Linked DNA regions of Mus musculus: region 1 is linked to region 2. A link is a loop called in an ENCODE intact Hi-C map of the cell type or tissue named here. Cell type or tissue: left cerebral cortex. All regions are shown on one strand. Links, peaks and the distances in the headings refer to the core of each region. The heading gives the core; the rest is flanking DNA.

Region 1 (10,714 bases), core at 1,843-9,842, 140 kb after region 2:
TATTGAGTTCATATGTTGATGAACTCAAACATATTTCTGAATCCTCATTTTTGCTTGGTGCAAAACAGTTTTTAAATGTGGGTGTGGGTGTGTGGGTGTGTGCACTGGAGGGCAGGTGTGGCCAAGTAAAATAACTAGTGAAGAGATTCCCAAAGGGGGAAAATTGGGTGGCCCTACTATATATACATTGCTCGAATTAGTGGTGAGGGTGGTGAGGACAGGCAATTGGGGTACTAACAGCAGATCTCAGACAATAGCAAGACCACCAGAGCCTTAGCTGCTCTCATATACATCTCTCAGACCAGGTGAGGGGAACAGCAGGCAAGTCTCAACTGCCATCCATGAAGACTTCACAAAGAAGAAAACAAAAACAAAACACCCCCTAGCTCAGAGATGGAACTTCTGGGCCTAGAGGGGTGGGAATGGGGGGTGGGGGTAGGGAGAAGAGAAAGTCATTAATTCAGCAGGGTTTCCTTCTAGTTCAAATGACCTCTCTGGCTTCCTTAGCATAGATAAATATATACTAAATAATATCAATATGTCTGGACATAGAGATTATTTTCCCAAGTTCCTGTTATTTCACATCCTGTTTCGAATCCTTTAGGAACTGTTGACTATGTTTCCTGATACCCTCTGGGTAGAGACAATACCTTGGAAGTCCTCACCATCAGATCAGGGTTGGAGCTGCTAAGAAACAACCTAAGACTGAAAGTCATGTCAAGCAGCAGCTTTCCCTCCTCAAAGCCTCTCTCCTTGGAGTTAATGTAAGTCAGCAGAGTTCGAATGTGGTCCACAAGCCTATAAGCCCTTCAAGTCTCAGGGATGGCCGGCGATATAAACACAGGAAGGATTTATACTCCCTTGGCCTGGCAGGCGGTCGTTAGGGTAAAGGGGAAGGGTCAGGGGACTCAGATTGGTGTCTCAAGAGCCCAGAGGGAAAGCAGGCAGAAACCAAGCCCTAGGTCCTTCTAGGCAGATTTCCCTCTGCAAAGTCTTGCAAGCTTTCCTCTTTATAGACCTTTCGTCCCTTCCTCCCTCGGGTCTCCCCGCCAAACCAGATGCCTCCACACCCTAGCAAGTGATATCCACTGAGGGTGACCCAAGGTTTTTGCAGCCTGGGAGGTTGCCACGAAGAGTGGGCCGAGCGGACTCGGGAGGCGAGGCGAGGCGGCGAGGACCGGGCATTTTTTCTTGCCCTAGCACCTGTCCCACTTCGGCGCCCGGGCTAGGACTGCGCCTGAGCGCGGCCTCAGTGCTGGAGCGCCAGAACCACGCGCGGAGGTCGCCAAGGGTGGGGAAGTGGGGGGCCCGGAGGAAGGGCGGGGTGTCTGGCGGGGGCGTTCCCCTCGGGCGAGACCCCCGCCCTCCTACATAGACCGAGTCAAAAAAAGAAAAAAAAGAAAAGAAAGAAAGAAAGAAAAGAAAAGAAAAAAAACCAACAACAAAACGGGGAGAGCGTGTTACACATCAACCAGGAGCGAAAACGATCGCTCTCCGACCCCGAACGGCGTTGCGGCACCCCCCCCCCCTTCCTGGAGCGGAGGACTGGCTGGGGAAAGGTGGCTCCGTTCTTCCCCGTGGCCAGTGCGGGGTCTGCGGCTGCCCAGCGAGGTTCCGGCTTCCCTGGGGCTGGTAGGGGGGAGCCCCGAGAAGTGCAGGCCCGCCCCCTTCTTCCTCCTCCTTCCCCTCCTCCCCCACGTGTCCTCCGGGAGCCCAGCGGCCTGATCCCAGCACCCCCCCTCCCGCCACCTCCCTCCTACTCCCGCTTCGCCCGCTTCCCGGGCGGTGTGGAGAAGAGCAAAGTTGCGACAGCAGCCGGGGGGCTCTGCCCAGGTGAAGGGGGCGCTGTGACGGGGGCGGGAACGGCGTGGCCCTGCGGCGGGGGCGGGGGGGGGGAGGATAAAGAAACTTGCTTTTCGCAGCCCCCACCCTGCGCGGGTTCGGATCTTGCGTGATCCGAGCCCTCGTGGAGACGCTGCACCGCCGCCAGGACCGAGGCCGGCACCCCGAGCCGGACTCAGATAGGGACCGCGCGTTCCGGCGGGCTGCCGAGGGCAGGCAGGCCGGCACCCGGGCAAGGGCGGGGTGGGTGACCGTGCACCGGACCGAACCGCGGACTCTGGCGGCGTGGGCGCGGGACGAACCGGGACCGGGCCGAGTTGGGTGGCGAAGTAGGACGTGGATTCGGGGGGCGGGGCGCAGCGGGAGGGGGGAGAGCAGGCCCGGCCCGGCTGGCCTGGGCGTGGGGGTGGGGGGCGAGTTCGGGGCACTTGCTGGGCTCTGGACCGAGCGCTAGGGCGGGGCGGCGCTAGGGGCTGGGCCCGACCGGGAGGAGAGGGCGAGGGGAGGGAGAGCAGGGGGTGGAGTAGGGGCGTGGAGTTGCAAGCGGGGTCTGGCCTCGGCCGGGGGCGAAGGTAGATCTGCGGGGCCGAAAGCGGAGGGAGGGAGGCCCGAGGCAGCGCGGCGGCAGCGGCGGCGGCGGCGGCGGCGGCGGCGGCGGCGGTGGCGGCGAAGGCCAGCTTCCGCGGAGTTTGTGCCCGGGCTTCCCAGCTGGGCTCCGGTCGCCTCCCGCGCACAAATGGGGTTAGGGGACTGACTGGTAAGCAACTCCCGGTGTTGGACGGGCTTCCCAGGCGATTCCCGGAAAACCGAGGGAAGACGCCGTCTGCAATATGCCGCACCCCACCACTCCACCTCTTAGCATCTGGATTCTGCTCTTCGGGGTCGGTGGACCCTTCCCCACCACAATCCTTCCAATCTTCCAGCACCCCTTCCGTCTCCCTCTTATCCTTGGCCATCTAAATCTCCTAGTGGTATGCTTTGGAGGGGTGGAAGGCGTCGAGGGCTGCACTTTCCCTCCCTTGGGGGCAGCCTAGTTTGTGTCTTATTCCTGCCAGGTAATGTTGCTTGGCATGGTGTGGACCTGGGGTTTAGATAATTTAAGCCCCGGATCCAAGCTTTTTTGATGGCTTTTAAGGAAAGGGACGGATCCCTGGATTTTCATGACCAGAATGGGGTTTGAGGACTGGAGTTACTCTCAGCTCACTTCCAGTACCAACCTCTTTACTATGAACCATTTCTGTGGGGGCTCGAACGTGGAGGGTGGGATACGGGAGCATTAATGTGCTTTGCTTCTCTGTGTTTCCACAGGGTCAGCGTGGTGAAGGACAGCTAGTGTCAGAGGGAAAGTAGACACTAGTCCAACTACGGCCGCCCCCACTAATACTTCGGTAAGGGGGACACGACTAAGGGGATGCTGGTGGGTTGGGGCCCAGTATAAGAGTAGAGGTGGGTAGTCGCCCCCAGGACTCTTTCCTGGCGGGGAGAGAAAGGCGAGCCCCTACTTCGGGGAGGGTTCCGGGGAAGGAGATGGAGGGTGGCGACTGGGGGGGGTGCGGGAAGAATGGAAGAGTCACACCCTGCTTGCAAGGGGAGCCTCCCTTAGGCTCCTGGGAAAAGGGGACTGAATACGTGTGCTCTGTGGTACCAGGGCAGGGGAGATCTGGGGATGGTTCAAAGAGTGATTTGCACACTGGTTCTGGCACTAGTGGCCTGAGAAAGTCAGGTTGGGGCATAAGGTGGAGAATGTTGGAAGGAAGGCAGACAACCAAGCCTCTGGCCCCAGTGCCCAGATCATTTCCCTTCCTCAACCTCCCTCCTAAGGGGCATCGGGGTGGGGGGCGTGGAGCTCTTGGAGCCCCGCGGATTGAGTGCCTCCGCCTTTCTTGGGAGTCTATCTTTTTGCCCAGCTTGCTACAGCTACCACTGCCTCTCTCTCTGGAATCTGCTCGGTTCTCTCTGCGATCCCCTCCTCCTCCTCCTCCTCTCCCCTCCCCTCCCAGTGTCACCGGGGCTGCTTGGCTCTGCCCCCTTCGCCGCCGCTTGCTCCCAGCTTTAGTCCCTCCTTCTCATGCTTGCTCCCTCCCTTCGCCTCCTCCTCCCCATCCCCCCCCTCGCCAAGGCCGCATTCTGGGAGTTGTAGTCTCTTGCAGCGCTGGCAGGCGCCGCCCGCGAACAAGGCTGGACTCGACTTCCCGTCGAGCCCTGCGACCGGCACCCACTCCACCAGGCTTCGCTCACACACACAGACACACACACACACACCGCTCTCCCCCTCACTCTTTCGCTCGCCGCGGCGCTGCCAGTGTGTGGCTCTGTCTCTCCTCCGCTTTGCTGAGCCCTCCCTTCTTCCTCTCAGTTCCTAGAGTCCGACCGCCGCCGCCGTGAGAGGAGAAGGAGGTCGGTAGCGATAAGGGGCGGAGGGGGGCATCGGATGCCGGCAGTGTTAGGCGGGTGGTGGTTCAAAGAGGGTGAGAGGGAGCTCGGGTGGCGGCCTGAGCCTCCCTGCGGAGCCGACCCGGGAACAGGTGCGTCTTTTTTCTCTCTCCCCCAACCCCTCCACCCCTTTTGACTCCCTGGCTTTTTCGTATTCCCCCACCCGCTTCTTTCTATCCTAAGCCTTTCCCCAACCCTGTCCGTTCCTCTTCCCTTAGCTTCTCAGCTTGCCCCCCGGGGGCGCCGTCCTCTTCGTGTCCCCGGACGTAGAGCTCTCGGGAGCTCTCTCTGTCCTCGCCCCTCCCTTCGGGACAGCTCCCCTCCACTTCCACCTTCGTACCCCATCCCTGCCCTGCCCTATCCCCTTCTCGACCTCCTTCTCTTTTAGCCAGGTGAGACTTGTTCACCAGGATCCAAGAGAGTCTTCCCCTCGGCTGGGCGGGGGTCTCCATGGAAACGGGGGTCTGTAGATCCTGGGGCGGGGGGGGTAACCATAGGAATTACCCCACTGAACAGAAAAGGAGGTGGAGGCTATGGTCTTGGAAGTACCTGGCCCCAAACCCTGATCCATCCAAGGATCCGACGATCCGAAGGGAACCTGGCCAACAGGGCAGGGCGAAAAAGGGCTTGTTATTTTTTGGGGGGGGTGGTGGTGTCCGTGATGAAGTCTTGAAGAGACCGGGAGAAAATGCCCTCCAACCTTAGAGGTGGAGGTGCGACGGGAGCTCTCTCGGGGTTGCTTTCTCCTCTTTTCAGGGGTGCAGGAACCGTAGGGTAAGGGGTACCCCTAGGTGGCGGCGGGGCCTGGGTTCGGGAGTGGGAGTGCTGTGATGGGGGCAGGGGCAATTATCCGAGTCCCTGGAAAAAAGGCGGGGGATGACTTCGGAGCGCCCAAGCTCCGCTGCCCTCGCTCTAGGGGCGGGGGCTACCGGGCCAGGCGAGGCGGGGAGGGTGCTCAAATTGAAGAAGGATGAGATGGGGGCAATTCATACTGGCCCCGGCAAGCCTGGTGGGAGACCCAGCTGGCTTGCAAGCCCTCAACCCGCTTCGCGCCAGGCCTGGAGGCTAGGGGTCTGGGAGGAAAGCAGAGGGCTGGAAAGGAGGGAGGCTCCGGTTACGGGGCCGGATTTCGGGATCAGGGGCAATCCCCTGGCCCTTGGAGAGGGAGGGAGAGGGATGGCCGCGAACCCCAGGGTTCCCCCACCCTGCTTCATAAGGGGCGTGAGGAATGGACAGCAGGCCCAGCGGAGCTGGATTCAAGCGGATCGTGGCCAGGGAGTGGGGGGGCTTAGTGGTGGTCTTCGGGGGGGAGTAGTCCGGCGGCGGGGCGGGCGGGCGGGGCGTGGGGCTCCGGCGGGCGGCGGGGCGGGGCCCGGGCGGCGCTGCTGCCGCTGCCGCCGCCGCCGCCGCTCCTGCTAGGGCCGCCGCCGCCGTTGCTGCCGCCGCCGCCGCCGCTTCTGGGCGGGGAACCGAGGCCAAAGAGAGTCCCGTGCCGGGGCAGAGGGCGCAGGCGGCGCGCGGTGGGGAGGGGGGCTTTCTGCGGGCGGGGGCAGGCTGGGGGTGGAGTCCCCGACGGGGGGCGGTACGAGCTAGGACGACGACGAAGAGGAGCCCCGGGGGCCCGGTGCGTGGAGGACGAGGTGCTGGGAGAAGGAAGGGGGGGGGGTGGGTCCCGCGACGGGCCTCGTGGGCTTGGCTCCCGGAGGTTCGGCTTCGGGACGGAGCCTTGTGGGGGCGCCCAGAAGCCAGGAAAGGGATAGAGGGGTGAACTGGACGGTGGAGGGGGCCCTCCTCGCCGGGGTCCCGTGGAGAGGAAGGCTGGGCCAGAGGGACGTCCGGGCAAGGCTGGGAGGAGCCGGCGGCACCAAGGCTGGGGTTTTCGTGTTATGGAGGTGCAGGAGATTGTTGTATCGAAAGATGTGGTTGAGGGGAAAGGCGGGAGGGAAGCACGCTGCAAACCCAGGAGGCCCAACACCACAGGCCGTTGGGGGTGCCCTTCTGTTCCGCTCAAGCTTCCCCTCCTCTCCCCATTAGAAGCACTGTGTTTTTGTTGTATTGTTTTGAAAATTTCAAGGTTGCCTGATCAAACTGTCGACGTGGTGATACTTTCTTATTCTTGCTGGTTTCTAGAGTAGACAGTCAGGACAGGCTTCAGTTGGCGAGCATTCTTCCAGCCCAGCGTTTTGGGGGCTCTTTGCATGCCCGTGGGAAGGGGGCTTGTGAAGCAAGGCACAGATGAATACTCTCAAGGCGATTTGGAGGTCGTTCCTATGACACTGGGTAGAGGGCAGCTGCAGATAGCTTTGGTCAGACTTCTGGGGTACACTCGAAGGCTTCAAGTGTTAGTCCCATGCGTCTTTCAACTTAGAAGACTATTTCTCGGAATCACACTGCAGAAACGTTTCATGGGGAAAGAAATGGGGCATGAATTTGGAGTTGGGAGTTGATTAGGCTCATAATAAAATTCAAAGGATGGCTGGGAGTTACCATTTTAATGGTCATCTAGCGCTGTTCTGTTTAGTGTGTCTTGTCCTTGAATGTTAGCAGTGAGGGGCCTTTCTTATTGGGGAGACTGCAGGTGGCATAGTCAAAGCTAAATTTGGGCAGAGTTTTAGGATACTCGAATGTGATGTCACCTGGTGGTACTGAAGATGACAGTCTGTAGGAAAGAAACTTACAAGATTCCACTGGGGATTAAAGAGATAATCCCGCACCAAGAATCACCCAGAGGCTCCAAAAGGCAGTAAAAGGTTGAGAAGGAACCTGTAAAATTTTGACAGAAACAAAAGTAGCAAGCCAAACAGAGGGAGCAACAGGGACATGGTGAGTCAAGTTAAAAGAATCCAAAGTTCCATTATGCACTTGAGGCTTGCCGTGGGCATCTTGAGTAGTTCATGAGGACCTCGGTGGCAGGTAGTTTTTGCACCTGAGGAGATTATTTTGAGGTGGATCTGGGAGATGGGAGCCCCCAGGGCTTGGCACAAAAGCTCGCTAAAATGGACTTTGTTAATGGATTTTCATGTACACTTGAGTGCAGGCATTAGTGAAAAGATAGACACTCGGAAAAAATGAAATTTATTCTTGTGGGTATGAACTAATCAAGGGAAAGTCACTCTTAAACTGACTTTTGAAAGTCTGACTCTTTATAGGCACAGACCTTTAATCTCAGTACTCAGTGGGCAGAGGCAGGTGAGTCTCTGGAGTTAAAAGGCCAGCCTGGTCTACAGAATAAGTTCCAGGATGGCCAGGGCTACACAGAGAAACCCTGTCTAGAAACCTTCTGAATCTCTTACTAGCTTTGCAGAAACAGTATGTAGGTTCCTTTCCATTCTGACCCAGAGGTGAAGAGAGCTAGATACCTAGTTGATACAGGAAGGGGAAGAGATGCAGAAGTCTGGCTTGAATAGACTAGTTCTGTAAAACAGTAATAAGGAAGGGACGGCTAATTGTTGGAATAGGGCAGGGTAAAGCTAAGTGAGTCCTAGCCAGCTTTGCTGTTGTCAAAGTAGAGGGACGTTGTATGAGAAATGGGGCCATACCAAGGCACTCTTCTGGATCTAGCTTTTTTTTTTTTTTTTTTTTTTTTTGATTTGCCAGGACTGGTAGAGAAGATGTGTGGCATCCTGGAGATTGCCTTTCTTTCTTACTGGCTTTGGGGCTCTTGGGAAGCAGAGGAGGTTTCTCTGGGGGTGTGTATCTGAGCCTTATTCATGATACAGTTCCCTACCCTGGCAAGGAAATGCTTGGTGAAGGTGGCAGAGGATCTCAAGCCTTGATTAATCTGTGCTGTGAGCTTTAGGGAGGAGCTTTGCTGAGAGAAACAGAATCATAGGAGCAAAAGAGGCTTACCACTAGAAAGAAGGAAGGCAAAAGAAGTCAGGGAGAGGGGACCATAGGGCAGGGAATGGGGGAAGGAAGATGAAGATGAGCATCATTGTTCCCATGTCAGGTCTAACTAAGAAGAAAGCAGTAAGTTGAAACCTCCAGGGTAATGTTTTCCAAAGAAAGTTCGAAGAACCCTTAGGGCTCTCTACAGTTTAGTACTAGAATTGCTAAGGCTGGAGTAAGAAAGAAGATCTTGGATAAAAATAGGCTAGGAAGAAACTGGCATTTAGAAAGAAATATAAATATATTTACCCATAAAGAAGGAGAGGTAGTATCCATATTAAGAATTTAAAATGTACAATGTGGGCTGGGCATGTAAAATGCTTGCCTAGAATGTATGATGGCCTGAGTTCAAGCCTTAGCATTGAAACGGAAAAAAATAAATAAATAAAACAAAACCCTACAATGTGAAAGAAAAGCAGATCATTAAAGAGCCAAAGGAGAGAGGCATTCAGATGCTGTTCAAAGCTGGGATTGAGGAGTGTAAAGATTAATTTTTGATAGTCACTACTGTGGGAGGACCCAGGAAACAGAATAGCTGGGATTAAGCTGAAACATTTCTTAGCAAATCCAGATGAATGTCAAGATTCTGAATGGGAAAGGGGAGTCTTGGTCCCATCTTGAGTGGAGAATAGGAGAAAGTGGGACTACACCAGTTTTTCCAGTCTGTAAGCTGGAGGAATCCTAGATATAAGGAGGTAAGCAATAGAAATTCCAGAGCAAAACAAACAGGATAAAGAACAGGGACCTGAGAGCCTTGGGCCAGAATTGAACAGTAGAGTTAAGGGCACCAAAAAGAGACTTTAATCAGGATTTGACTGGACTATGTTTACACTGGTTTGTGAATTCTAGGTGGAGCTATCTGGGATGGATTGGGTTGAATATATAGAGCTTTCCCAGGGTCAGCTAGCCTCTTAAGAAGCCATGCAAGAATTCTGTGCTGAGTTTGGATGGGAACATGAACACTAGAGGGGAATGGAGAGACTAGAGAGTGAAACTTGCTACTAATTGGACAGGAAGGGGGAGAAAACACGGAGGATGGCTGTGTGAAGGAAGAGGGGGCACTTAGATCAGTGGGAGTTTTTAGAAAGGAAATTTCTTAATGTTAGCATTGGAAGTCAGTCTGAGTCTGTGTCTGCTCGAATCTTTAGTGCCAGGATAGCTAAAGAGGGAGGAAATAAGTAATCTCCCTTTGTGTCACTAGGGGATTCGAGGGCAGTATTTTATATGATCTCTTATATGAGCCAGGTATTATTCATGCCAGTCTGTAAAATGTAGGAAATCGTCCTCTTTCTAAATCATAGCCTTTCCTGCTGTTCATAACTTTAAAATGGTCTTTTATGTTGAAAATGTTCTTTTAGCGAACTAAAGTTGTGTTCTGGTCAAGAGCAAAACGTAACTCTGTTTCTGTCTCCAAAATTCCAGTAAGCTCTTGTAGTATTTTTTTTAAAGCAGTAGCAACTCTTTCCTCATAAAACATGTAAAAATTTATCATTTTTAGCATAGTAAGTGTAGATTTGTTAAGGAACAATGAGAAAAACTTTGGAGTATGTGCATGGGGGTGGGGGGGGGCAGGCAGGGAACAATACTCTGATAGGTTGACTATTTTATTTATTTATTTATTTTGTCTTTTTTTTTTTTTTTTAATGAGATATGGCCTATGGAGACCAGACTGGCCTTGATCTCACAGAGATTTGCCTGCTTCTGTCTCAGCCTTCCAAGTGCTTGGATAAGAGTGGGTGATACTATGCTTAGTTTCCTCCCTACCACCCCCCACTCCCCCCCCCACCTTTAAAGAAAACTGCAGGTCTAGTGTTGAGGTGGTGTTTTCCTCTTTGTTGGTAGATAAATTGTGATGAGTTTGAAGATGTGGCTTGTTCTTTGTAAAATGCTGTGATTTTCCGATTTCCCCAGTAGAGTTAAATAAATAAGGCAAGATGTGGCTTCATTTGTATTTAAAGATTTTAACTTGGGCTAAAGATTTGGGAAGGCCTGAATTCTATGTAGCAGCAGTTTTGGGGTTGAGACATCGTTACTATCTGCTAAGAAACAAAATTTCCTTACCTCATTACTAAGATCTATCTTAGTGTTGATTCCATTTAAAGCTACAGTAGAATTTTGCCACTGCAGGGCTATGAGGACACCAAGGAGGTCTTTCTTTTTCTGAGTTCTGTGAAATGTATAACACACAGATATGATCCCAGGGAGGAGATCCACTGAAGACTTGGATCTATGAGAGGATTGAATATATTTTCTCATGAAGAGTCTTTACTCAGTTGAACTTGGGTCTTCTGCCTTGCCCAGGTGGCCTTGCATCCTAATTAATCTCCTTTGGAGACAGAGCTGTGTCTGGTCCTTGTTGTTCAACTTTCTAATAGTATGGCAGGAAACAAGTCACTAACTTTCCTGAGCCTCAGTGTTCTTATCTAGACAAGGGAGATGATACTAAATATCATAGGATGGTTAGAATTCTATCAAATAAAATGTATATAGGCACTGCTAAGGTACTTAACAAATGGAATATATTTTTAGAACTAAAATTTCTTGTGTCTTA
Region 2 (10,714 bases), core at 1,777-9,776:
TAGAGTCTATAGTAGTCTGTGATGACAAGCCAAGCAGACTAACAGGGCTTTATCTCTAGACCAAAATAATCATGTAGAACCACCACCCAGAACACAGTTTCAAGGTTATTATAGCTACACTCAGAGTCTGCTGAAAGGGAGGAAGTCTCCTTTAACACTAAAAACTTAACTGAAAATTATCCTCCCAGACATTCTGCTACATAATGGTCAAAGTAAAATACACAACCTTTGTGCTTCAATAGAAATGGAGAAAAGTGAACCAAACAAGCATTTTCTATTCTGTGGTGGTAAAAATTCTTTTTTCCAGAGAAGATACATAGTATGTACCCAGGCATATCTCCTCAGTAATTGCCAAATGTTAGCTGTAATGACAATTTTTAAACTTCAATCATAGTATACCCTTGCTTAAGAACTTGGAACAATTCAGCCGGGCGTGGTGGCGCACGCCTTTGATCCCAGCACTTGGGAGGCAGAGGCAGGTGGATTTCTGAGTTCGAGGCCAGCCTGGTCTACAAAGTGAGTTCCAGGACAGCCAGGGCTATACAGAGAAACCCTGTCTCAAAAAACAAACAAAAAACAAAAAACAAAAAAACAAAAACAAAAACAAAACAAAGAACTTGGAACAATTCCCTGCTGCCAACGATGTGTGTGTGTGTGTGTGTGTGTGTGTGTGTGTGTGTGTGTGTGCGTGCATGGCTCCAAAGTCCACAGACCAGTATGCCAAGGTCTTCCATTAACTAGCCTTATCTAATCATCACCAGAAGGCTCCTCTCTTCTCATTGCTCCAATTCAGAGACATCCCACTAATTACACTAAATTACCTAGCTTCCTGATTTGGCAAGAGACACAAGGTGCGTCCTTTGTTCACTCTTAAACAATACTAGCTCTGGCCTCTCTGAGGAGGAAGACTTCTGAAGTCTCTTCTCTCCCTCAGTAAGCTTCTCAACGAATGTCAGCTTTGTCCTCTGCGCTCACCTTTTCCAAAACAGAGAGCTGAATACTTATTAAATTCCATTCTCAACTGGCATGGAGGCGCATGCCTATAATCGTAGCACTCGGGAGACGGGGATAAGAAAGATGGCAGATTAAAGGCCCGTGTGAGTTACTTAGAAAGTTGCAGGCCAGGCTTGCCTAAGTGGACCCTTTCTAAAGCAACCAAATGGTACAGACAACTGACTCACTCTCCTTCTTGCCTACAGTCCCATATAATTGTGAAGCTGAAGTAGAAGGACCACGTGGGTTCAAAGGCACTTGAACAACATAAAGAAATCCCCATCTCAAGAAAAGAAAGAATGTAGCCCTGTGTGTGTGTGTGTGTGTGTGTGTGTGTGTGTGTGTGTGTGTAGGGGGGTGCAGCTCAATAGGAAGGACACTTGTGAGGCTTTGGGTTGGAGAGAAAGGACAGTATTCATCTAGATGAAACTTTAACGAACATTTTAAATGCAGAGTGACAGTAAGTAAGCCATCACTATAAAAACTGAGAGCAAGATAAAAAAAACACAGAGAGGAACTCCGAATGAACCATAGAAAATTATTAAAGGAAATAAAAGTGTTTGGGAGCCACGTCTTCAAAGAACATACTTTATCAAGAATAAAGTTGACAGCTTAGGGATGTGGCTCGGTTACTATTGTACTTGTCTAGCATGCAGGATGCCTGAGGTTCCAACCTCGGCACTACATAAAAGCAGACATGGTGACACACGCCTGCAATCTCAGCACTGAAGAGAGAGAGAAAAGAGGATCAAGAGTTCCAAGTCATTGTCGGCTACATGGTACATCTGAGGCTAGCCAAGGCTACATGAGACCTAGTCTCAAGAAGAACTGTAGCCGACTGATAATCAAAAGGCCCTGGTAGTATTCTAAAACAGCCATTTGGATGGCCACATACACAACAGTTCTCGCCCACATAAAGTCAAAGTGTGGCTTTCGTCTCTGCAGTTCTGTATTTCCTTAAACCTGTTTAACTGTTGTCAGATCGGCTTTCCACTGAGTCATGAGCACCCCGAGTGTCTAGGGAAGGAGCAGATCTTGCTCAATCGTTCTCTCAGCACTTCTCATCCTGGGTTCCAGGCATAGGAGTGGCAACAGAGGCAATGATGCTTCAAGAACTCTTACATTTGAAGCATCTTACATTTGAAATCTTCACTCAGAGAGAGAGAAGGCACGGTGCTCCTGCAAGAATACCACACCAGAATGCTGTCAGTTCTCCACAAAATCATCTTTGGTTTCCTACTAATAGCATGAGCTTGCCATTACACACAGCCTGAATATAATCATTTGAATGTCTTCCTAATTCCATAGCTAAGAGATGAGCATTCAACAGATCTTCCAGAGCCCTTTATAGCGCGCTACCGGGCTAGGATTCTGTGAGTCAGAGACTGGAATTTTAAATGCATCCTGGCAACATTTATTGACTACCTACTCCAGTGCGGATCACCACAGGGGGCTACAGACACAGGAGATAACACCTGAGCCTGAAAGTGCTTGAAGCTCTATGGAACAAAAGAGGAGTGTAAACCCAGTAGAAGCAGAGAACACCCAAACTGGGTGTGGTAACACAGATCAGGGTTGCCAATCCTCAGTGGGGCGGAAGGAAGCAAGGAACAGGAGCTCCAGGTTATCCTTAGCTACACAGAAAAGTCAAAGCCACCCCGAGCTACGTGAGACCCTAGCTCAAAAAAAAAAAAAATCAAAATAAGAATTCAGAAGTGTAAGGCATGTCACGTGATTATTAGGTACAATGAGAAGAGATACAGTTAAAGGAATTTGAAAAAGGAGGAAATATTGGGTGCGCTAGAACTAAGATAATTACTATGCAATATTATAAATCCTTTTTATAGTTTATTCAATTCAGTGACTTCTCTTCTAATATGCACATCAAAGAGCACCCATGGGGACCAATCTGACAAAAATTGGTCTGACAGCGCCTTGATACAATTTCCTCCATATACAGCACGCAGAGAGCACAAACACCAAGCATAGCAGCACACACTTCTGTGGAGGGGTCAAGGGTCATACAGCCCTGCTTGCCACATAAAATGTTTGGGGACTTTGATCCACTAGAAATCTGGTCGCAGAGTTAAAAGAGAACCCTAACAAGTTCACTCCAGAAGACAATGTGTTTGGTCCTTTCCTAAAGTCTACACTTCCTCGGGACACTGAGTTAAACCAAATATCACAAAAGCTTTTGAGTAGCTGGACAGTTCACAGATTGTCACAGTTATTGTGCTATAATGTTCCAACATAAGGATTCGAGCAGAAAGGCATATATCTCATTCGTTGGGTTGAAAGCTGAAACTGGCACCCACACACACACACTTTCTAATTACCCCAGCCCCAGAATTAATCAGAAAATACTTTGCCTTTAAGTGTTTCGCAATTTTCACTCCACTTTTAACTTTATATAGATTTACTACAAAGACAAGCACCTATTGGTAATCTGCACTCCCCTTTGGTGCCTTCAGGGCCCTTTCAGACAGACAGTTAGGTAGAATCTCAGACAGAGCTACCAGAGGATTAACAACTTCGCACAGACTGTCCACTCTGCGACAGCAATCTTGAGGGACAACCACCTAACTTCTAACGATTTGGTGCTAACTGCTCCCAAGCAAAAGGTCTTTTAGGTCATTTTATGGATCCAGCATCCAACCTGTCCACTGAAAATTGCAGATCACTTTGAAGACTCGAGATTTGGAAAGGCAAAAATCTCAAAACGCAAGGCTGGCACTTGCACTTGCACAATTTTCATGAAGGGGGCACCCACAGGACTGACCAGGCTGCTCAAGCCATCTGGCTGACCCGTGGTTATGCCAAACACAGCCCTAAATCTGCTCGCAATTTTTTTCCTAAGCACCTGCTGCCAACAGGACCGGGTTGATAAAAAGCACATCCAGATGTGTAGCGAGATTTGAACTATCTTCCTGGGAGGCAAAAATGTCAGCCAGATGATATGGAACCTAGGCTTACCGATAATTTGAGAATGAAAACAGACAGCAATCTGTGTATCCAAATATGCTCACTAGGGCTTCTTGGTCATTTGGCTAAGATCAAGTGTAGTGTCAAATGCTACTATCATCACTTGCCTGAAAATAGGGACTAAATCATTGATCTGGTTTCCTTAGGTCTCATTGCATCTTAATACTAACATTAGAGTCTTAACTGTGTCCTCCAAATCCTACCCTCTGCTATTTGACTCAGAATAAATTATTGACTAGTCAACAAGAAAAAAAAAACTCTATTCTTCACAGTTATGTTGCTGTGCCTTGTACAGCCTACCATTGGATAGGCACAAGGCAACCACCACTTTGATTATCTATTTGCCTGCATATGTGATACAGATAGACCAGGTATACACGTATACACACACACACACACCAGACTCCGCCTTACTTATTAAAAGCATTCATCACATGAAAGCATTCATTGCTAGAGTCCTCTCCTCTTTGGTCAGATTTACACTTCCCCATTCCACTCCTAAGCTAACACATTTACTTCCTTCTTCCCTCCCTTCCCCCAGCCTTTACTTTTGAAATATTTACTCTTTCAGACAGACAGCTGGAACTCGGGGCAGTTTTACAAACAACTTCACTCTTCATGGCAAAAAAAAAAAAAAACCCAAAACAAAAACCAACAACAACCCAAGGAGTAATTTCGAAACGGGAATCATCTCAGAAGAAAACTTATCACGCCCCTGTTGAACAGTAATTTAGCTAATTAGACGCTTCATCCCATGGGCAGTTTTCTTCAGAGGCCTTCAGGGGCCTAAGTGGAACAGATCCAAGTCACAGTCTCTTTAAGCCTTCCAGGTACAGGAAAAAAAAAAAAAGGCCAAAAAAGCCACAGCTCTATACCCCATGTTTCTCTGACCAAAGCAGAGATTTTCTGGACCCAGAACTACCAACTCAGCCATAGCCTGGAAACAAGTCTCATCTCTGTCATGAGAAATTCCAATCATAAGCATCTAATGGCAGAGATAGATGGAACCAAAGGAACAAAAAAGACAGAAACTGACATCAGAATTCAATGTGTGCTCTCATCAAGAAGAAAAGCAGAAACGAAGCAGGAGAAACATGGAAAGTGGGAGCTGAAGGAAAGCAAACTGTTTTGTGTTATGCATAACCCTGCCTGGCTGGCTGCACATGCTCACTTGTACCACACGGAAGCACATGGTGCATGCACACACACACACACACACACACACACACTGAGCTATAAAACTCAGAATGAAAAGAGGTAAGAAGCCTTCAGCAACCTGCCTAACTTCACAGAAAACGTCCACAAAGTCAGAGGCAATAACAACAAAAGGACCTTTAGCTAAGAGTTCATTTGATCTTATTTTACCAGCGCTGTTATAGAGCATTATAACACTGTTCCCACTGCTGTTCCTCAAGCCAGCCGCAACCATAGAAAGGCTGGCAAAGTAGCCTCCAAATCACACTGAGATGCACAGCGAAAGCCTGGAGCCCTTAGAGAAAGGCAAAAGTGAGTCCCAGGGGGCTGCAGCTCCATTTGGTTGAGGAGCACCCCCTGGCATCTGCCAACCACACCCCAGGATGAGAAATCTGTTTCCAGGTCACCCATGGCAGGCTCACATCAGGTGTGGCCTCAGTAGACACACATACACCTCTTGTTTCCTCAAGGTCCTCCTTAATACAGTAATCCCAAAACAATTAGCACTGCTCCCATCCCTGGAGCCTGGAATCATTCTCTGCGTATGCAGTAATCATGCCACAGTACACAGTACACTAGACTCCAACTGGCCACCTCCCTGGAGCAGTGACCTACACAGGCTTCAAACAGTATCTCTAGTACTAGGTACAACATTGCATAAAAAAGTAACCCCAAAGCTAGCATCAGGCTTACACAGAACATTTATAATTTTTTTTATACTCAGTGGTTTTTTGTTTTGTTTTGTTTTTTTTTTTTTGAGACAGAGTTTCTCTATGTAGCCTTGGGATGCTGAGTGATTTTGGAAAGAAAGAACAACCCACATTTCAAAAGCACCTATATGGCGTTCCCACAGCTCCCTTGTGGTACAGCTGATGCTGGGACCAATCTTCAGGTTCTCAACTCAGTTTGGTTTTCAAATGAACAGCTAGGTAAGAACTAGGGCTTACAGAAATGGTACCCTGAATAGCAGATGAAGTGGATATTGGTGAGGGGTGTTATAACAACAAGGGTTACTCCCAGAGTTGGGAAGGGTTGAAAAGAAGTCATTTATCATTAAGTTACTGTCAGTGAAAGGACGTGAATTTTTATGACAAACTTTGTCAGGAATATCCCCACATCAGGACTATGAAATTGATATTAAAATTCTTGGCCTTTTTAGGAAGTGCATATTCTACTATAACCACAAAGTAGTGAATTCAATTAAACACAACCTATAGATATCGTTCAACAGAAGAGTAAAATCATGCAAGAACCACCACAAATGCCCAGGAGGTACTGTCATTCCTTGGACCCAAATTAACCATAAGGAGACAATTGTGTTCAATGAAAACTCACTCGAAGGCAAAGAAGAGTGTACATGTCCCCAGGATGAGGAAGAGGGTCAGGTAGAAGATGCCCTTTTGCCGGGCCATCATGACGCGGCCATCACAGCAGAAGGTGTTCCTGCCTGGGAGTTTCTCCCATTTCCGTGTCACCTTCTTTCTTACCACCATCACAGACATGATTACAGTTCCTGGTCCAAGATGGGCTTTGGGACTACTCGAGAGAAGATGCAGAGGCTGAGGTCAGCTTTAAAATCAGGTCGTCTACTAGTGTTGCCACTGGGTCAAACATTATCAAGAGCCCTAAGAAAAAGAAAGGGGTAAGGTGTTGAGACAAGAGTGACAAAATACAACTGAACCCTCATTTCCCAAAGACAGAAAGATGAGCACTGCTTGAAAGAGCAGGAAAGTTTGAAAATTTTATTTCTGATCTCTGTTTGGTCTCTAAGGAGGAAAACAAACAAACAAACAAACAAACCAGTTCTCCAGAGGGGGAGGGGACTGATATTTCTTAATCAATCCTGTTTCTAAACCCATGCTGGTGATTTTGATGAGCTATGATGATATGAGTCTTGGAAATAAGTAGGAATTCTGGAAGTAGCCACCCTTTGTACTTTCTACTGTACCACCATGTTCTTTAGTCACCTAAAGAAAGATATCTATAAAAATAATGTTTGTTGTTGTTGTTGTTGTCCTTTGTCCCTAAGTAGCCCTTCCCATACCTCCTCTACCTCTCCTTCTTTCTTCAATATTCAAATATTACTCACAGGAAGGAACAAGTAACCCTCTGGCTGGGGTAAGCTGTTCAGGGCATTCTGGAAGCATACACACATTGTATTTCCACAAAACAGATTTCCCCTAATCAAACCTTCTGTAACTTCTGGAGTCCGAAATGAAATCTTCTGGCTGGTCTAGTTTAACATTTGTGAGCCCACATCATATTGTAGATAAAAAGGCTTCCTTAAACAGGAGAGATCCTGGGATGGTTGGCAACTGATGCTGGGGTTGGGGGTGGCTGAGGGCGGTGGCAGCAGCTAAGAAAAGTCCCTTGGGGGCTTTCTAGGACATTTCACCAGTATCATAGCTCCATTCAGCATCCTGGATTTCCGGGCCTCGCCTTTCCCAGCCACTGTCATCCTCCTCTTCTCTCAGGTGCTGGGCTGTGTCCTCTACTTACTGGCACCACATGCCCCATGCTGGCAAGAATGAGGCGGAAGCCTGCAGCCCGATGAGCAAGAAACAACCAGCCAGAGAGCATTCCCGAGCTAGAGAGGGCAAAGGTCCAAAAGGGGACTAAGAGCCTAGCAACAAGATGGAAAGGTGTAAGGCTTGGGAAAGGGGAGGGGGCCCCAGAGGTGCAAAGATCACTTCCTTTGTGTAAAACTAACCTGGAAAACAATCTCCCCCCTCCCCCCGCCTCCATAAACTGACCCAGCAGAAGAACACAGACTAGGAAGGGGGACCCAACCTGGGAGAAGGAAAATTAAAATCCGTCAGAAAGCAGCGACCTGGTTCAGCAGCTTAGCGCCAGAAGCCAGGGCTGTGCAGCGGGCTCGTCCTCAGGAGGCCCGCCCTGCCTCCGCCACGCAGCCGACCACCGCCCCAGGCTGGCTGGGACGCGCGCCACATCCACACGCACACGCGTCCACACGCTCGTACACACTCACACACGCCCCGCCACGTGTAGTCACCCCCGGCCAGGGGCTCCGTGGCTGGCGAGCTGAGCAGGGCGGTGCCAACGTCCCTGGGTCCCGGCGGAGCTGAAGGGGGATGCAGCCCTCCAGAGAGCCGAGCCCCGGAGACCCCCACCCCCACCCCTTGTTACCTGAACAAGGGACACTGAACTCGGCCGGCAACTGGGGGCAGAAAGTGCACACTGTCCCGGGGGATCTCGTCAGCAGCCAGAGGTGGTAGCGACTTCTCCCTGACAGGGAGGGTGCCTCCTCCTGACAAGGGGCCCCAATAGTCGGGGCCCTAAACCAGCTGTGGCAACCGCCCACCGCTGGCGGAATGGAACGCTCCTCACGTCACCAGGTCGCTCCAGTAGTTGCTCGTCCTCCATTGGCTAAACGATCACAATGTCTCCATCCCGCCCCCAACGCGTACTACCATTGGCTACTTCGAACGTCACTCCAGAATCCCTCCGCCCACTCCCCCCACCCATCTCCTTGCTACAAGCCCACCTGCCAAGCTCCAGCCAGCTTCTCTCTGGGGTCTGAGCACCAGGACGCGAAGTGTTCTCGTCTATTAATATAGTTACGCAAAAGCGGAGGCGTAAGGTGGTGTGGACCGGACAAGGGAGGAGCCAAGAGCAGCCTCCCCACAAACACACTGAAGCAACACTAGCTCACAAATCCGGACTCTAACCCTGAATTCCGTCTTACCCTGGGCCTCTCCACTGCCGTTTGCCTTTAAATTGACCAAGGTCTGTTCGTGGGCATCTTAACGTTACATTCTCTGCCGCCTAAGTCCCATTCAGAAGCCTCGGACTCCCACGCAATCTCGAGGGCTTTCAGAACAGAAAAAGAATATGAAAAGAGATAACCATATCTGAGAATGTCATTTTGTGATATTGAAAACAAGTCATTGACATTAAGGAAGTTGGAGGAACTCCACTGAGACAACATAAATATTTCCAGGTAGATAATGATGCAAAGATTGCCAAAAGGTAGTTAATTTCTATTTTCTATTAGAATTTGAGATCTTGTTGGGTGTGGTGAAGCTAAGGCAAGAAGATTTGAAGCCACCCTGGTCTGACATTTGAGTTCCATGCCAGCCAGGGCTACATAGAAAGATCCTGGTTCAAATGCACAAAACAAAAGAACTGGAGATATTATGATAACAAAGGGAGGGGCATCCAAGGCAGAATTTTCATACATCAACCAGATTGATTCTTTCCTTCTGGTGCCTCCTGGCAGTTAGTTACTGTTACTGAGCCTCTGCTATCAACGGCTAGTAACACCATTTAGAAAATTGAGACTGGAGTGGGGAAAACAGTTGAGAATCACACTATTATATTATATTATATTATATTATATTATATTATATTATAGGGTGGATGTTACAAGGCACCAGATCTGTTTCCACCAGTATGACTGGTTCTTACCTTCCAAATAATATGAGGGATGTTTAAAAGTGACCTCTCCTTACCTACCACACTATGTTATCAACCCAGGTTTCCTAGAGCTTGACCAAAGTTTTCCTAGGGTTTCCAATAATAGTTGGAATTAGTTCAGAAGTGACTGCCAATGCTCTCCCAAAGGCAGCTTTGTGGTAGTTTTAATGAGAGACCACATACATGGTCAAGAATTATTATTCTTGGGCTGGTGAGATGGCTCAGTGGGTAAGAGCACCCGATTGTTCTTCCGAAGGTCCAAAGTTCAAATCCCAGCAACCACATGGTGGCTCACAACCATCCGTAATGAGATCTGACGCCCTCTTCTGGAGTGTCTGAAGACAGCTACAGTGTACTTACATATAATAAATAAATAAATCTTTAAAAAAAAAAAAGAATTATTATTCTTTTATAGTATTTTGCTCCCATATAATATTAAAACAAAATTCTTTATAATGATTATTCTTAAAACATTTATGATATCTTTCCACCAAAAAATTTAAAGGAATTAAAAACCGTGACCCAATTGTCTTACAAGAGAAATGTGTTATAACTAATTTGTAGTTGAAAGTGTGTCTTCATAAAGCTCCCATTGTTCCTGAGTGCTCATGCTGACTATAATCATCGGGTTATTTCTTATGAAGCCTATGACCAGCATTATTGCCTCCAATTCCTGGAGGCTACCAGTATTAGTACACACTTGGCATGGAAAGGACAGGAATTTCTCATGGCCCTATCAGCTCTCTGAATTCCAAAGCCTGTGCACATGAGATGCCCTTAGGAATCGCATGCTCAGCCTGGCTGCCATTCTTGTGAGTGTAGAGCAATCAAAATGAAGTGACCAAAGCAAAACATGCTTTGATCACCGCTCAGATGCAGGTGAAGCCTAGGAAGTTCTGGAATGAGCATAACAGGGCAATGCATTCCTGAGCTCTGCCCTTCCCTGGCCTGGGTCACATTCCCTCTGGGATTAAGTAGTTTTGTAAATCAGGCTTGTTTTATTACAATTTGTTGCTAGTCTTGCTCACTACTGAAAGAAAATTCAAGAAATTCTATATGGATAAGCATTTCATAGCACATCTTCCTACACAATTAAATCATTTTACAA

The links. Peaks named below come from ENCODE experiments on the same cell type or tissue, not always from the same donor. Only the 100,000 strongest peaks of a DNase experiment are listed, where the experiment ranks them.
Region 1: it touches region 2 in a loop (4-fold over the local background); 3 of 42 quality-filtered maps call a loop at or near these places.

Annotation. Positions count from the first base shown.
Region 1 is chrX:48,339,651-48,350,364 of GRCm38, forward strand. Bcorl1 (BCL6 co-repressor-like 1) reads left to right here and starts at 1,708. Exons shown (of 15, transcript NM_178782.4): 1 at 1,708-1,833; 2 at 3,151-3,230. In left cerebral cortex, for the core only: no CTCF peak of the experiment used is centred there; DNase peaks (open chromatin) are centred at 2,229, 4,039, 5,195, 6,073 and 1 more place; H3K4me3 peaks cover 3,944 bases; H3K27ac peaks cover 1,233 bases.
Region 2 is chrX:48,200,164-48,210,877 of GRCm38, forward strand. It overlaps Zdhhc9 (zinc finger, DHHC domain containing 9), which reads right to left and starts at 8,539. Exons shown (of 10, transcript NM_172465.4): 1 at 8,317-8,539; 2 at 6,505-6,794. The coding sequence starts at 6,671. In left cerebral cortex, for the core only: no CTCF peak of the experiment used is centred there; DNase peaks (open chromatin) are centred at 2,037, 2,336, 5,157, 7,574 and 2 more places; H3K4me3 peaks cover 2,550 bases; H3K27ac peaks cover 1,771 bases.